Regions from separate parts of the Homo sapiens genome. Here region 2 is linked to region 1. The links are chromatin loops, found by intact Hi-C in ENCODE. Cell type or tissue: CD14-positive monocyte. All regions are shown on one strand. Each heading gives the region's core, and the rest is flanking DNA. Links, peaks and the distances in the headings are about the cores only.

Region 1 (8,811 bases), core at 2,543-5,042:
AACCTGGGAGGCAGAGCTTGCAGTGAGCAGAGATTGCACCACTGCACTCCAACCTGGGCAACAGAGCGAGACTCTGTCTCAAAAAAAAAAAAAAAAGAAAAAGAAAAAGAAAAAAAATAAAAAGAAAGTCCTTTTAAATTCCTTGTAAGCTGACTTTAGCCGTGCCAAGCTGCCAATATTTTTGGCATTTGAACTTTACCAAAAGTAACTCACAGGTGAAACCAACAAGCTTCAATTAAGGTTATGACTTAACCACAAATGTATGAAGTATTTTCGAAGGGGTAGTAAGCAGTTTTTACAAAATCTAGGACCTTTAAAGGTAATTCAGAGAAAGAAAGATTTAAGAAAGGAAGCTGGAAGTTGTTCATGGAAAGGAAGAGAATCAGCAAATGGCAAAAGTTACACACAGATATCAACCCAAAAGTACTCATTTCTCAAGCCAGGATTGAACCCAGGTTGCCATTGTAAAATGGCGGAGACTAAAAGAAAGTACTGCCACGTGGTTACAGGTCACACTCCCAAGGATGTAAAACAAGATGGAGGCCTGCAGCAAAGTTTGTTACTGACCAGTTTGCCAGGCTGACTTGAACAGCAGGCTTATGGGGTCCTAGGCCTACATCCTATCATATGGTACCCCTCTTCCTGACAGAATCACACAGAAAGACATGCAAATCACATCAGATTGGCTACAGCTTAAGACTAACTTCACAAATCCTTTTTCATTAATCAAAACTTTACAGAGAATATAAACAGTGATCCTTATCATTCCTTTTACCAGTTTGTACAGGTAGAGAGAGGCCAACATCTGAATGATGAAACTTTTGCCCTTTTTCCAGCATGTCATCCTTCTAGGTTCCCTTCCTCTGAGTTCAATTCTAAGGCAACCAGTTTAAGGTAGGGGATATTAATTTTTCCCAGTTTGGAGGATGCATCCAAGGGGAGTGTGCTGTAGCACAGGGACACAATTACCCATCTGTGAAGAGAGGACAGAGGTGGAAAAAGGTAATAAAAAAGGCATTTTTTTTCAAAGGAGTCCCAAGGGTTCAGGATGTACTTTTGAAAGGGGTAAAGACTGAAGATGAATGGCTACTCATCTAGAAAGAGGGGAGCAAGGCATGCCTAGTTCCCTTCTCTTCCCAGCAAATACCCAGGGTATGTGAGGGAGAGGCAAGAGAGGCATCCCTTTTCTTCCTTCTTTCCTTGTATCCCGGAGTCCTGAAGACAATGACAGGGTGCTGCCCATGGGTGTCAATGTGCCTTTTCACCCATGTTAACAGGTGGGTTAGAGGGTAGGATTATCCACCCTTACCCACACACTGCCTTTCCCCTTGCTGTCAGTAGCTTTCAAGTTCCCTAGACCTCATGCATGCCATAGATACTAGCATGACCACTATCCATGAAATGGGAGGCTTGGCTTAATTGGCAGGAATTAGTCATGCTTACCTGTGCTATGTCTCTTAACTTCCATTGTCATCTGCCTCAGATCCAGTTTTCTTTCCTAGAGTTTCAACCCAAAGTTTGGAATTGAGTTTGGGACAAGAATGTGTCTCAGTGGGGTTCATGGATTCATTAAGTCATGGGTGAAGCTGTGGAATTGGGTCCTCCTCCAACAAGGGATAGAAAAGAGTGTCTTGTGAATTGGGGTCCTGGCCTATTAAAACGCCTTTCAAGAAAAAAAAAAACTCTGGCATGGAGAAGCCCCCTGTATTGCACGGCTGTGTTATTAGGTTGGTGCAAAAGCAATTGTGGTCACCGCCATGCTAAGTAATGGCAAAAACCTCAACTACCTTCAAACCAACCCATTAACTCCCGACCTGATGGAGAAAAGGAAAAAGAACAGCTTAAGGGTAGAGCTGGAGAAGATTGTTGAGGAAGAAACCTCTTATTCTGATGCAAATGAGTTTCTCCAACAGGGAAAGAAATTTTTAATTCCTGTTTCTTCCCTCAGGCTCAGAACAAGCTGGACCCCTCAGCTGGGGGAGGGGAAGACTCCGTGGGCACGTGGTGGGAAACATGGCCAGCTAGCCATGAAGGGCCTTGGGCCCCCAAGACTGCCCTGGGGCCTGGGAAGTGGCTGTGGCTCAGTCCTGCACTGCATGGCCACTGAACACAGCATGTGTATGCAGCAGACATGGCCACGTGCCCCAGCTAGGAGGGAAAGAGGTGGTGGGGAGCTGCTGCTCGCCTGTCTGTCACAAGAACATGCCTGTGGCCATTGGAGTGGGGGTGGAACACCCCCAATATTATAAAAGAAAAGATAGGTGCTATTTTAATTCTGAAAAAAAGAAGGAAAATGCCACAGAAAAGACTGTATTGGACCAAGGCTGACATTCCCAACCCCTGAAAGTGACAGGGAGGGGGCAGTTTTCCCTGCCTTCAGAAGAAGTCTGAAGATGAGAAAGCTCAGAAACGAAAGTGAAAGATATTTTTGGGGCAGCGTTTTACTCACCCTTCTGACAAACCCCCGTATAGGCCAAAATGATGCAGAATTTTTGCTCCCTAGTTCAGCTAAATCAGAGTTCTTGTCTCATGACCAGGAAAAATTAGGCACGTGGTCATATTGAAGGGTGAGGAGGGAAGAATTTATTAAGTGAAAGGAAAGCTCTCAGCAAAGAGAGGGGATCTCCAAGCAGGTTTCTCCCTCACAATTGAAAACCAGGGCCACCGCACATGAGCTTATGAGGCCAGGCTCCTCCCCTGAATAAGGCATGAATTGCTTGTGGCCCCCCAGTCCCCCAGTGCACACGTAGGCATGCCCAGGCAAGCCATAGGTAGTATCAGAAAAGGCAGCATTCAATGGGTTAAAAGGCATTATTCAGAAAGAATCAATTGGGAAAGCGTGGGCAAACAGGGGCAGAAGTTCTCCCTCTGGGTCACAGGTTTCATCCTAGACCAGCACTCCAGTCTTTCAGCCTTCAGGCTATTTTAGGCTTGAAAGTGAGGTTTTAGCCTAGGGACTCTTCCCTATCTGCCTAGGAATTTGTCTCCTGCCTTCATCAGTAGTACATATTACATATATGTAACTAAAAACAAAAGAAATAATTCTGTATAGTACATACATGCAATACATATATATGTACAATACAGAATATATGTACTATAGAATATATGTATAGTACATATATTCAGTATAGTTCATACTACACTACATACATGCTATATTATATGTATAGTATATTTCTGTCCATATATATACTATAAATGTACTATATATTCTGTATAGCACATACATATAGTACCCATATGTACTATATGTATATATTATGTATGTTATATATAATATGTATTGTATATAGGCATATGCTATGGGAAGGGGGGCAGGGAAGTGCTGGGTAGAGAAGGGGGGGGTCCCTGATGAGGGCTCCATCCTCGAGCCTGTGCCCACGGACCTAAATGAGGACAGATGTTTCTGTTTTCACACCCAAAATGTTGCCTTTTGGGCCACCACACCCCCCACATCCTGTGCCCATAAAAACCTGAGACCCCAGCGGGCACACACACAAGCAGCTGGACATTGAGAGAAGCAGAAGACAGACACCAGCAGACACCAGCAGGCCATTGAAGGCAGAACGACATGACACCAAGAGGAATTCGGCCAGGGTGGTTGGAGGAAAGTCTAGCTGCTGGATGGCCCAAGTCCAGGGAAGACCACTTTCCCACTCCATCCTTTTTCTTGCTCCCCATCCATCTCACTGAGAGCTACTTCCACCACTCAATAAAACCTTGCACTCATTCTCCAAGTCCACATGTGATCCGATTTTTCCAGTACACTAGAGCAAGAACCCAGGCTACAGAAACCCTTTGTCCTTGTGATAGGGCAAAGGGTCTAATTGAGCTGATTAACACAAGCCACCAGCAGATGGCAAAGCTGAAAGAATATACTGTAACACACTCCCGCTGGGGCTTCGGGAGCTGCAAACCCTCAACCCTAGACTCTGCTGTGGGTCAGAGCCCAAAAATGCTCTCCATGACCCACCCGTCTGCATGCTCCCCTAGGGTTTGAGAAGTAGGGCCCTGAAGAGGCAAGCCACACCCCTGTCACATACCCTGTGAAGGTGATAAGGGAACTCCACCCATTTCACATATAGTAAACATATATGTACCATATTTTAATTATATACATTAATCATAATTTTAACTCTTAGTAACATTAATTTCCAGTGAACAATCAAGGAAGTAATCCATTTTAAACTGTTTTATATCAGTATTTGTAGATGAAAGCCATTTCCTAATTTTTAGAAAGAAATGTTTCCTCAATTTTTTATGTTTCTTCTTATTTATTTATCCATTTATTTATTTTGAGATAGAGTCTTGCTCTGTCATCCAGGCTGGAGTGCGGTGGCATGATCTCAGCTCACTGCAACTTCTGCCTCCTGGGTTCAAGCAATTCTCCTGTCTCCGCCTCCCAAGTAGCTGGAATTGCAGGCGCACACCACCATGCCCGCCTAATTTTTGTATTTTTAGTAGAGATGGCGTTTCGCCATGTTGGCCAGGTTGGTCTCAAACTCCTGACCTCAGGTGATCTGCCCGCCTTGGCCTCCCAAAGTGCTGGGATTACAGGCATGAGCCACCACGCCCAGCCAGATTTTTATGTTTCTTAATAGATCCAAATATATTTAACTTCTATATACTGTATTAAAAACAAGATGTTGAAGTATATAAACTAAAGCTATGCTTAATAATTAATGTTTCAGTATTTTATTGAATTTAAAATGAATTGAAAATAAAGTAATTTTCAATTACTTAATTTAACATGATTTTAAAATTTGAAGTTGCTGAAAAAGATTTTGGAAACTATGATAAATTTATTTATAAATTTTGATGCCATTTACATTCACCTTATTTACTCATTCTTTACAATTATGCTTGAATTACTTATTAAACAAAACTAGCCATTGAAGAAGTATAACTGCTCAACAGGTTCACATTGCCAGCTGCCTAGACAGAGCTAATTTATCAAGACAGGGGAATTAGAATGGAGAAAGAGTAATTCATGTAGAGCCGGCTGTGCGGGAGATGGAGTTTTATTATTACTCAAATCAGTCTCCTCGAGCATTTGGGAATCAGAGTTTTTAAAAATAATTTGGCGGGTAGGGGCTCGGGAAGTAGGGAGTGCTGATTGGTCAGGTTGGAGATGGAATCATAGAGGAGTCAAGTGAGTTTTCTTGCTTGTTGTCTTCTGTTCCTGGATGGGATCATAGAATTGGTGGAACCAGATTACCAGTCTGGGTGGAGTCAGTTGATCCATGGAGTGCAGGGTCTGCAAAATATCTCAAGCATTGATCTTAGGTTTTCCAATAGTTATATTTTCCCCAGGAGCAATTTTGGGAGGTTAAGAATCTTGCAGCTGGAGGCTGTGTGGTCACTAAACCACAATTTCTAATCTTGTAGCTAATTTGTTAGTCCTATAAAGGCAGACCGGTCCCCAGACAAGAAGGGTTTTTTTTTTTTTTTTTTTGGAAAAGGGCTATTATCAATTTTGTTTCAGAGTTAAACTATAAACTAAATTCCTTCTGAAGGTTAGTTCAGCCTACGCCCAGGAATGAACAAGGACAACTTAAAGGTTGAAAGCAAGATGGAGTCAGTTAGGTCTGATCTCTTTCACTGTCATAATTTCCTCAGGTATGATTTTGGCAAAGGCGGTTTCAGAAGTTCGGAAGATATGACCCCAAAATATGTTGCTTTTGTATACTATTGCTGCTAACAGGTACTCAGAGCAAGGCTTTAAAAATTCTCCTTGTTTGTCTAAAGACAGATTTTCCAAAGGAATCCAAATGCCATCAATCCTGTTGTTACAGGAAAGGGGTCCTGATCCAGACCCCAAAAGAGGGTTCTTGGATCTCGTGCAAGAAAGAATTCAGGGCAAGTCAATAAGGTGAAAGCAAGTTTATTAGGGAAACAAAGGAACAAAAGAATGGCTATTCCATAGAAATGCATGGTTTTATGGTTATTTCTTGTTTATATGCTAAACAAGGGGTGGATTATTCATGCCTCCCCTTTTTAGACCATATAGGGTAACTTCCTGATGTTGCCATGGCATTTTTAAACCGTCATGGCGCTGGTGGGAGTGTAGCAGTGAGGACAACCAGACGTCACTCTCATCACCATCTCGATTTTGGTGGGTTTTGGCCGGCTTCTTTACTGTAACCTGTTTTATCAGCAAGATCTTTATGAGTTGTACCTTGTGCCGACCTCCTATCTCATCCTGTGACTTAGAATGCCTTAACTGTCTGGGAATGCAGCCCAGTAGGTTTCAGCCTCATTTTACCCAGCCCCTATTCAAGACCTCATTTTACCCAGCCCCTATTCAGATGGAGTTGCTCTGGTTCAAATGCCTCTGACACTCTCCCCTAGGAAGTTCCAGAAACCAGGGAAGATTAACTATTATCACAGGAGAGAAGGTTTCATCACACCAAGACAGACCTTGTCACACAAACCATGATTAATTTTTCTAAGGGCCCATTCATCTTTCCCCCAAACCATTTCCTACTTCAGGCCTAAATACCACCATTTGCCCAAACCAAGGAAGGAGGGTATAGGTAAAGGTCCAGTTAAGACAAGATGACCAGGAAAAGCATCTTAAATGATAAGGCTTGTTATATAAATTTAAATCAATGCCTTTTCAATTTAAAGAGTTTCCAGGGGCTTAGCCCTCTGTCTCTTTGTGTTGCACAGAGGTAGACACCCTTACAAATAGAGATTTCTTTCACAGATGTAATTTTCTTTAATAAAAGCGTTTCAAAATAGCCAGCTAAATGCCAGAAAGGTATATTGCAAAGACTGATTTAGTTCAATAGGTAGTCTTTTTAACTTAGCTTCTGTTTCTTTTCTCTTTTTTTGAGACAGAGTCTTGCTCTGTTGCCAGGCTGGAGTGCAGTGGTGCGATCTCGGCTCAGTGCAACCTCTGCCTCCTGGGTTCAAGCAATTTCCCTGCCTCAGCCTCCCAAGTAGCTGGGACTACAGGCACATGCCACCATGCCGGGCAAATTTTTTTGTATTTTAGTAGAGACAGAGTTTCACCATGTTGGCCAGAATGGTCTCCATCTCCTGACCTCGTGATTTGCCCACCTCGGCCTCCCAAAGTGCTGGGATTACAGGCATGAGCCACGGCGCCTGGCCTAGCTTCTGTTTCTTAGCTAAATTACTGAGTTTAAAGTGGAGCTCACACCAGTTAGAATGGCAATCATTAAAAAGTCAGGAAACAACAGGTGCTGGAGAGGATGTGGAGAAATAGGAACACTTTTACACTGTTGGTGGGACTGTAAACTAGTTCAACCATTGTGGAAGACAGTGTGGCGATTCCTCAAGGATCTAGAACTAGAAATACCATTTGACCCAGCCATCCCATTACTGGGTATATACCCAAAGGATTATAAATCATGCTGCTATAAAGACACATACACACGTATGTTTATTGCAGCACTATTTACAATAGCAAAGACTTGGAACCAATCCAAATGTCCATCAATGATAGACTGGATTAAGAAAATGTGGCACATGTACACCATGGAATACTATGCAGCCATAAAAAAGGATGAGTTCATGTCCTTTGTAGGGACATGGATGAAGCTGGAAACCATCATTCTCAGCAAACTATCGCAAGGACAAAAAAAACAAACACCACATGTTCTCACTCATAGGTGGGAATTGAACAATGAGAACACTTGGACACAGGAAGGGGAACATCACACACCGGGGCCTGTTGTGGCGTGGGGGTAGGGGGGAGGGATAGCATTAGGAGATATACCTAATGTAAATGACAAGTTAATGGGTGCAGCACACCAACATGGCACATGTATACATATGTAACAAACCTGCACATTGTGCACATGTACCCTAGAACTTAAAGTATAATAATAATAATAAATAAAAATAAAAAATAAATAAATAAATATAGTGGAGCCCATTAATGAAGAGGACAGAGAAAGCGTTCTCTATGCCTGGACTCAGCATGGATAGCTTTGAAAAAGAGAAACAAGCCTACTTTACCTGAGGGCCTACCTTTTATAAGCACTTTATTCGGCTTTCTTTCCACCTTGGGGCAGGATAGTAACTAAGCCAAAATGTTAGCAGATTCTATTTCCCTTATCAATTAGTCATTTAAAATCTTTATTTGTCTTTTGTAAAGAGCCTTTAAAAGAGGCAATAAGGCCGGCGCGGTGGCTCACGCCTGTAATCCCAGCACTTTGGGAGGCCGAGGCGGGCAGATCACGAGGTCAGGAGATCAAGACCATTCTGGCTAACACGGTGAAGAAACCCCGTCTCTACCAAAAATACAAAAAATTAGCCGGGCGTGGTGGCAGGCGCCTGTAGTCCCAGCTACTCGGGAGGCTGAGGCAGGAGAATGGCGTGAACCCGGGAGGCGGAGCTTGCAGTGAGCCGAGATGGCGCCACTGCGCTCCGGCCTGGGCAACAGAGGGAGACTCTGTCTCAAAAAAAATAAAAAAAATAAAAAAATTTTAAAAAAAGAGGCAATACAAATTTTGAAATTTTTTTTAGAAGCTTCTGCACATCAATAGGCATCCCTGGTGAACCTAATTCAGGAGCCCCCATTTTTAAATGCACTTCTTAAAGTACAATGTTGTTCATTTGAATGTTCCACCATAATTTTAAATCATCTTTAGTAAGATTTCTCCATTTTTGTAAGCATTTGCTGCTTCCGGTGCCTAATACTTATATACTATACATAAAGGCAGGCATACTGGGAAAGTGGAGGACTCAGTTCTTCAAAAATTAAGGATCTCATTTTTATGTTGATTCCTGGCTTTGGCTCTAAGATCCTCTTGGCCAAGTCAGCCAATGATTTTTCCC
Region 2 (8,811 bases), core at 2,365-4,864, 48 kb after region 1:
GGCAACAGCTTTAACCTCATGAACCAACTTCTGCTAGAGTCAAATTTTCTTCAGCTTCCTCACCTCTTAGCCTTCATAGAATTGAAGAGAGTTGGGGCCTTGCTGTGGATTAGGCTTTTGGCTTAATTAAGGGAATGTTGTGGCTGGTTTGATCTTCTATTCAGACCACTCAAACTTTCTCCATATCAGCAATGTTATTCATTTGTGTGTTCACTGGAGTAGCACTTGTAATATTCTTCAAGAACTTTTCCTTTGCATTCAGAACTTGACTTTTGGTGCATGAGGATTAGCTTTCTACCTGTCTTGGCTTTTGATGTGCCTTTCTCACTAAATTTAATCATTTCCAGCTTTTTGTTTAAAGTGAGAGAAACGTGACTCTTCCTTTCACTTGAACACTCTTTACTATCGTCTGTGGGCAAGGTTGATGGTACTCCCATCAACAAATCTTTGATTTTACTATTTTATTTTAGAATTTACACTATTGTAATTCTAAAATAGTAAAATCAAAGATTACTGATTACAGATCACTGTAACAGATATAGTAAAGAAAAAGTATGAAATATTGAAGAGTTACCAAAATGTGACACACAGACAAAGTGAGCACATGCTGTTGGAAAAATGGTGCTGATAGAGACATGCTCCACAGAGGTGTCACAGCTTTTCAGTTTGTACAAAATGCAGTATCTGTGAAGCACCATAAAGCTAAGCACAACATAAGATCTGCCTGCATTTTGCAGAGGAGAATGGTTAAAAATGCCAAATTTTCTTCTAGGACTAGGTAGTGCTAATTTAAATCTCTGTCAACAGTATTGAGAGTACTTGTTTTCCCACTCTCACATAACACTTTTCCAAAACAGGGTGTTACTGTTATCAATTTCTTATTCAATGGAGTGTTCGTTTGTTGGTGGTTTTTTGGTTTTTTTTTTTTTTTTAGACAAAGTCTTTTTCATCGCCCAGGCTGGAGTACAGTGGTGTGATAATAACTCCCTTCAGCTTCAAACTCATAGGCTCAGTGGATCCTCCTGTCTCAGCTTTCTGAGTAGCTGGGACTGCAGGCCTGTGCCACCACAACTAGCTACTTTTTAAAATTTTTTTGTTGAGGCGGGGGTCTTGGTATGTTGCCCAGGCTGGTCTCAAACTCCTGGCCTCAAATGATCATTCTGCCTCAGCCTCCAGAGTCACTGGGATTACGGGCATGAGCCACTGCACCCGACTCAATGGACTATTTAATGAAACATCCAGTAATAAGTATCAGTAATATTTTGTCCTTGACAGTAGACAGAATTTTTCTTGAAGTATTTTTTAAATTTCAACTTTTTTAGTCCAAATTAAGGATGCATACTGCACTAACATATTGCATAAGAAATTTGATCTGATTTTTCCTATTCTTTGTAATTAATTTTCACAGCAAGCAACTGACAAGCAGAAATGTTTCTTTGAGAGAGACTGAGTGCCTCCTTCTGTTATCTGAGTTAAATGATTTTCCTGTGTCTCTTAGGAAAGCTGGAGGGGCTAAGAATTTTTTGGCAGGTGAGTTGAGACACCTGAGAGTAATAACACTAGAATAGCACAGACTAATAATATGGAGAAGAGAAGATTACAACAAACGTTCTATAGAGTTGATTGCTGTTGACTTCTTTAGCATATAGATGAACTTTACTAAATCCATATAGATGAACTTTACTAAATACTATAGATGAAATAAGTAGCTACTGATTCTGGTTCCTCTGGTTTCTCTGCTCCCCCCCCCCCCCCCCCCCCACCAAATAGGAGATGCTTTATTTGGTAGAATTGTAAAACAGTTCAGAGTTCTTCTTTTATCCCTGGAACCTGAGCAGTTGCATCTTTTATAACTTGCACTGTCAGTGCTAGTTGCTTTGTGTTACAAGAAAGAAAAGAAAACTTAGGGAAAAGGAAGTCATTTCCTTTGAGGTTTTAAGGGGGAAAAAAAAGTTGCATTCTGTAGAGCTTTGAACGAGCCAAATAGAACCCTGAGCGCCAACTGCCCTGAGAACAGGCAGGAAGATTAATCACAACTTTGAGAAGCTTGAATCACGTGTCTGGCTGTTTTCCTTTTCCTACCCCTCCTCACTCCTTGTTTGAGTGTTGTCTAGACATATACTCAACAGATCTAATTATTGCAGTTGTCATCTTTAAAACTTTACATTTTGTTATAATTTTAGATTTACAGACAAGTTGCAAAGATGGAGTTCCTGTATACCCTTCACCCAGTGTCCTCTAATACTAAAATGTTACATAACCATGGTTTCAAAAAATTAGAAATTAACATTAGTGCAATGCTATTAATGGACTATACACTTTATTTGGATTTCATCAGTTGTACTTTTTCTGTTTCAAGATCCTTCAGTCCAGGCCACTGTGTTGCATTTAGTATCATCTTTACTATGGCTTTCTTCTTTTCCCCTCACAGGCTAGAATTCTGTTCTTTGAGGATGTATACAATTTGTCAAATGTATCTTATGAGAAAAATTTGCAAAAGGTTTTACATCTATGATAGATACATTTCAGATGGACAAAAGAGAGGGAGAGTATTCTGAATATTTTTGAATAACCTAATACAGGCTAACCATTAACCTATATTAGGCTATTTTAAAACTGAGGTATTTTACATATGACAAATTTCGTAAAATGAAATAATTCCAAGATGAAAAAGACTAGAGCTCATTTATGACAGTATGGACACCTGTCTCTTGGCTCTCTGTATAATGCTGTTTTTACTAATTTATAAATTGAGGCTATGAGACAAGTACACAGCCATATTATAAGGTAGAATATGACTAATGCCTTGTGTGTCATAAAGTGCTCAGGAATTGGAAGGAGGATGTAATTATTTCCTAGAATGCTTTATGCAGAGGATATTCATACATTCAGAACCTTCACTGTGTGCTGGGTGCTGTGGTAGGCCTTATGGTGGGACCTTTATGAGGTTATTTGTGCTGGAATAGTGTTTCCATAATCTTCCCACTGGGCAAATTAATCTTTGTTCTGGGGAAAAGATTGTTCCTTAAAAGAATGTATGTTCTTGGATGTAGTGTTTTGCTCTGCTTAAGTATTCTAATTTATCTAACACATTAAGGGTTTCTCAGTGAGTTATTTTTTAGCTTCTGAGAATATTATTTATAACATTCTTGGTATGTATCTGGAATGGTTAAAAGAAATGATATAAAAACAAACAATTCAGAAAACCTAAATAAACCAATTTCATTTTCACTCAGCAGTATTTATGCCACAAATATACATTACACGTAATTTCCACAAGCCTCACAGACCCTCATGACCCTCATGACAAAACTGAAATGAACTTGGATGGGGAATAAAGAGGAATTTTGGGTTGTTTTTGGCATTTTACTAATGAAATCCTCAATTTCATATGTATTTGATTTATATATCAAGCAGTCCTCCCATCTGAGTCTCCTGAGTAGCTAGGACTACAGGTGTGAACCAACATGCCAGGCTAATTTTTGAATTTTTGTAGAGATAAGATCTGCCTATGTTGCCCAGGCTGGTAAAGATATTTTCAAAGTGAGAATAAAGATAGCTAATCTTAACAAAAATATGCTTTGTTACCAAAAATCTTACTTTACTCCCTTAATGTCACAGTATTGAATATTGAAGAATACCAGGATGTGTTATTGAAAAATATACTTAAAATACTTTAAATATACTTGAAGTGATCTTTTTTCAATTTCTGTATATGAAGATTTTCAAATGTATAAGAAAATTGAAAGAATGCTTCATCTAGATTCCACTATTATGAACCTTTTTGAAAAATCACATTTGTTTCAACTATATAAAGATGCATGGTATTTATCTGTACATACTCTGTCTCTCTTACACACATATCTGACTCAATTGACAGTATGTTGCAAACATTATGACACATCACCCCCTAAATGCTTCAGGCAATATTTTTAATTTGTCTATTGGTACATTTGGAGGGGGAGTTGTTTTTCAAAATATATGTCGGGATAGGTGATTCTGATGGCCATTCCAAGTTAACAGTCACTGTGCTGGGAGGTCTGTTATTTGTGAATGCCTGAAAACATCTTATTATTTCCTACTTAGGTTTTAGTTTAACTCATCTCCCTTTTTCAGCACTGAAGAAATTGCTGAGTAACTGATTCTGGCAATAATGTACACTTTTATGGTATGGATAATAGTACAACTTATATAGTGCTTTTTACCCAGTATGGTGTATTTATGGAGCATTTCACCCTTAAGTTAAAAATCCTTTGTTAAGTTTTTGTCATGAAAATAATACTAGTTGTAGAAATTATTCCAGACAGTAGTTAAGTATATATAGAAAACATGAATTTTTAAAAAATCTTTAATAGGTATTAGACAAAAACATGAATTTTTTTCTTGCAAACCTTTAATAGGTATTAGATGAAAACATGAATTTTTTTACAAACCTTTAATAGGGGAGAATTTTATAGCATGGAGAAAACCGGTAAATGTGAATACTATATATTTTAAGGTTATATAATAAAAATAGGGGAAATGTTATAAATAAAATAAAAAGTCTTCTGTTCTCTATCATCCACGCTACCAGTTCACATGCCTCAGAGATAATGGTTGTTTCCTCTTGGTAGTGTATATATACAAACATATATTCATATATGTATGTACTTGAAATAGCCAATGGGATTATATTTGTGTTGCAGGATCCACTGAAGTGCATGTAACTCTTCTTCATTTTTTGAACCATTTTAGAGTAATCCATTGTATAAATTATTGGTTCCCTAGTGGGGGACATTTAGGTCATTACCTTTTTTTTTTTTTTTTTGCTAGTGCAAACAATGCTGGGCAATATATTAGTGAACACTTACGTATATAAGACTTGTGGGATTTGTAGCATTAGTTTATAAAAATTACTGGGTCAAACGGTATGCACATTTAAAATCAAACTAGATGTTGCCAAATAATACCTCAAACAAATCTACCAATTTATATTCTCTCCAGGATGTGAAAGTATCTGTTTCCTTTTGTTTGTACCAACATTGGTTATTATGAATCTTTCTCAATGTGATAGTGTAAAATGGCATCTTGTTTTAATCTATGTTTCCTTAATCATGAATTCTTTGAGTATCTTTTCATATGCCTAGTAGACACACACACGTCTTTTTTCTTTTAACTGCCTTTTGTATATTTTGTCCTTTTCTGAAACGTTGTTTTTCTGTGATTTGTGAGAGTTCTATATATATGTAAAAATTAGTTATTGTGGTTTATTAAAGATTTCCCCTATTTTTATTATATAACCTTAAAATATATAGTATTCACATTTACCAGTTTTCTCCATGCTATAAAATTCTGCTCTATCAAAGGTTTGTAAAAAAATTCATGTTTTCATCTAATACCTATTAAGGGCTTGTAAGAAAAAAATTCATGTTTTTGTCTAATATCTATTAAAGATTTTTTTAAAATTCATGTTTTCTTCCAATACTTTTAAAATATGGCAATAAATTTGCATGATTAAAAACCAACAAAACTCCAAAAGATGATGAAAGGTTGCCGTTTTCTACCTGCACATGATCCTCCTGTTGTCCACTCGTGTACCACCTCCCACAAGAAACCACTATGAACAGTTTCTTGTGCATCCCACTGTAGCATAAAGATGAAAATTCAAATATATGTCTGCCTCTCCCCTACCATACTAGTGTATATACTGGCTTCCCCACCCCCCACTTAATATATCTTAAACATCTGTCCATCGGTAGCTAAGGGCTTCTTGAGTTGTTTTAATAGTGAATAGTATTCCATTGCCTGGATGTATTATTTAACCTGTTGCCAGCTGACAGATTTTTTTTTTAACAGCCTTTGCTAACACAAAACATGCTGCAGTAAATAATTTGCACAGTCATTTCACATGTGTCCAGGTACATTATTAAGATAAATTCCTATAAATAGGATTGCTTTGTCAAAGGGCTAATACTTCTGCAGTTTTGAAAGATACTGCCTAGGCTGGGCACTGTGGCTCACACCTGTAATCCCAGCACTTTGGGAGGCCGAGGCAGGCAGATTGCTTGAGTCCAGGAGTTCGAGACTAGCCTGGGCTCTATGGGGAAACCCTGTCTCTACAAAAAGTACAAAAAATTACCTGGGCATGTTAGTATGTGCCTGTAGTCCCAGCTACTTGGGAGGCTGAGGTGGGAGGATTGACTGAGCCTGGGAGGTCAAGACTATAGTGAGCCGAGATTGTGCCACTGCACTCCAGCCTGGGTGACACAGAGTGAGACTGTCTCAAAAAAAAAAAAAAAAAAGAAAAAGAAAAAACAGAAAAAAACCTACCAAATTGCCCTCAAGATATTTTAAAAGAAATCTGGTTTTAGAATGCATAGAAAAGTCTCAAAGATAGTGCAGAGAGATCCCGTATACACTGCATCCGGTTTCTCCTCTTGTTAACATCTTAGATTACTGTGGTGCATTTGTCACAACCAGTGAGCCAATACTGATACATCATTATTAACTTAAAGTTCATACTTTATTCAGATTTCTTTAGTTTTCACTTAATGTCCTTTTTCTGTTAGGTTCCATCCAAAACTTTTGATTTTAGTTTATTAATTTTGAACTAGTCACCTTATATAACTAGTTTATTCCTTTATTTTATTTTATTTTTGACACTGGGTCTAATTCTCTCACCCAGGCTGGAGTGCATGGCGTGATCATGGTTCACCACACCCTCCACTTCTCTGGGCTCAGGTGACCCTCCCACCTCAGCATCCTGAGTAGCTGGGCTGTAAGCACACACCCCACCACGCCTGGGTAATTTTTGTATTTTTTGTAAAGACAGGGTTTTGCTATGTTGCCCAGGCTGGTCTTGAGCTCCTGGGCTCAAGCAATCCACCCACATCAGCCTCCCAAACTGCTTGTTGGGATTACAGGCATGAGCCACTGCACCTGGCCTGAACTAGTTTATTCTTACATTGTTCTGTTGATTTTAAAGACATTTTCAGATATGCAATTATATTTGTAAATAACAGTTTTCACATCTGGTTTTTTTTTTTTTAATTTTTTATTGAGACAGAATCTCACTCTGTTGCCCAGACAGGAGTGCAGTGGTGCGATCTCAGCTCACTGCAACCTCCACCTCCTGGCTTCAAGTGATTCTCCTGCCTCAGACTCCCGAGTAGCTGGGATTACAGGCGTGCGCCACAACGTCCGGCTAATTTTTGTATTTTTAGTAGAGATGAGGTTTTGCCATGTTGGCCAGGCTGGTCTTGGACTCCGGACCTCAAGTGATCTGCCTGCTTCAGCCTCCCAAAGTGCTGGGATTACAAGCATGAGCCACGAAGCCCGGCTTGCGTTTTTACCTTATGTAATTGTTTTGCATGGTACCTTTACATCTTTATGTCTGTGTTAAATAATGTTGAAAATGAAGACAGCCTTGTCTAGTTCCTTACTTTAATGGGAATTCTAGTGTTTTACTGTCAAGCATACTGTTTTTGTTTGAAAAATAGATTTTTCCCCCCATTTTACAGAAATATTTCTGTATTCATTTTCCAGTGACTTCCGGTCATTCACTATCAGACTAATATTTACCTCTGTATTCTGAGGGCTCACAAATCTCACTTACCTCATCTTTTTTTTTTTTTTTTTTTTTCATGTAGCTCATCTTTGGTTGCCCTGAACTGTATCTACTCAGGTCTTTTTATTTGCTTGTCTTAATTTTGTCACTGTACTGCTTAAACATTATTAAAAATATCAAATATTTATTGTGCTGTTATATACCCATGCACCATATGCTTTCAAATGTTCTCATTTAATCCTCATCATAGCTTTGTGAGATGAAGATACTGTAAATCCCCTTTTGCAGAGGAGGAAACAGAGGCTCCTAGGGGTTAAATCACTGGCTCATGTTTACATAGATTGCCCCTGCCGTTTTTTCCTTTTGACCGCCATAGCCACCTTCCATCACCCTCCACCATCATACAAGATGCTTCTTTCTGATTAGTCTGCGTTTGAAAGCCTACCTGTGATTGATTTGACATGAACTGAGCATCTCCTGATCTTTTTCAGTGTATTCCGGGATCCAAAACTCAGAGCTGTCCTTCCCATCTCCATCTAGTTATATCCTTAATCTTGGCTCTCCTTCTTGACCAACATATTATGTGAATACAGTGGAAGCCCATTTAGTACAGTGTTTTCCCAGGGATTTAGTTATGGTTCTTGCATATACTTAAAGTGAGATAATTTGTGTCACTGGTCATTTGGGGCCAGGGTTAGCCTTGTTCTGTGGCACACATTATAAATGGATTTCATTAAACTTTTATGTGCTTTCACTTACTGGTCTAATGTGGGGTTCTTTCCTTGCTGTGCTTATATCAGATACTCTCTTGCCATTGCCCCTGCCGTCTCACCTGCTCCTTCACTCTCGCTACAGAGATGCAGCATTTACAGTCTGTGTATATCCTGCCCATTCCAGTTCAATATGAACAAAATTTGTACTGTAGCCCTTATGAATATGTAAATAGCAGCAAGAGAAGCACTTGCTGCCAATTGGCTGCATGTTTCAAGGAATGTAAACCTCTTTTGGGAGATTTTAACCTAACTTGAAACAGCAGTGCTGTAGGCCTCTAGTGGGTAGAAACCAAGGGGATTTTAAACCTCCTATAATGCACATGACAGCGCCCCACACCAAAGGATTGTCTGGCTTTAAGTGTCAACGGTGCCCACAGCGAGGAACATTGCCCCAGAGTTTATGTTCTCAGTGGGTGTGGTGTTACCCTCAAGGGGGCAGAAATTAACTCTTGAGGGATGCATGTGTGAAAAAAAAATCTTATTCTTTTTACA

Evidence for each region. Hi-C counts contacts between places; a loop is a spot of excess contacts. Peaks named below come from ENCODE experiments on the same cell type or tissue, not always from the same donor. Only the 100,000 strongest peaks of a DNase experiment are listed, where the experiment ranks them.
Region 2: it touches region 1 in a loop (2.0-fold over the local background); 1 of 110 quality-filtered maps calls a loop at or near these places.

What each region holds. Positions count from the first base shown.
Region 1 is chr14:70,869,911-70,878,721 of GRCh38, forward strand. No RefSeq gene overlaps it. Among named protein-coding and RNA genes, the nearest start is that of PCNX1, 33 kb to the right of the region's middle. RefSeq lists an enhancer at 2,743-2,822. In CD14-positive monocyte, for the core only: CTCF peaks have their summits at 3,868 (motif pointing right) and 4,072; a DNase peak (open chromatin) is centred at 3,891; H3K4me3 peaks cover 293 bases; H3K27ac peaks cover 305 bases.
Region 2 is chr14:70,917,969-70,926,779 of GRCh38, forward strand. The region is part of intron 1 of PCNX1 (pecanex 1); the gene reads left to right. Among named protein-coding and RNA genes, the nearest start is that of PCNX1, 15 kb to the left of the region's middle. In CD14-positive monocyte, for the core only: no CTCF peak of the experiment used is centred there; a DNase peak (open chromatin) is centred at 3,903; H3K27ac peaks cover 1,495 bases.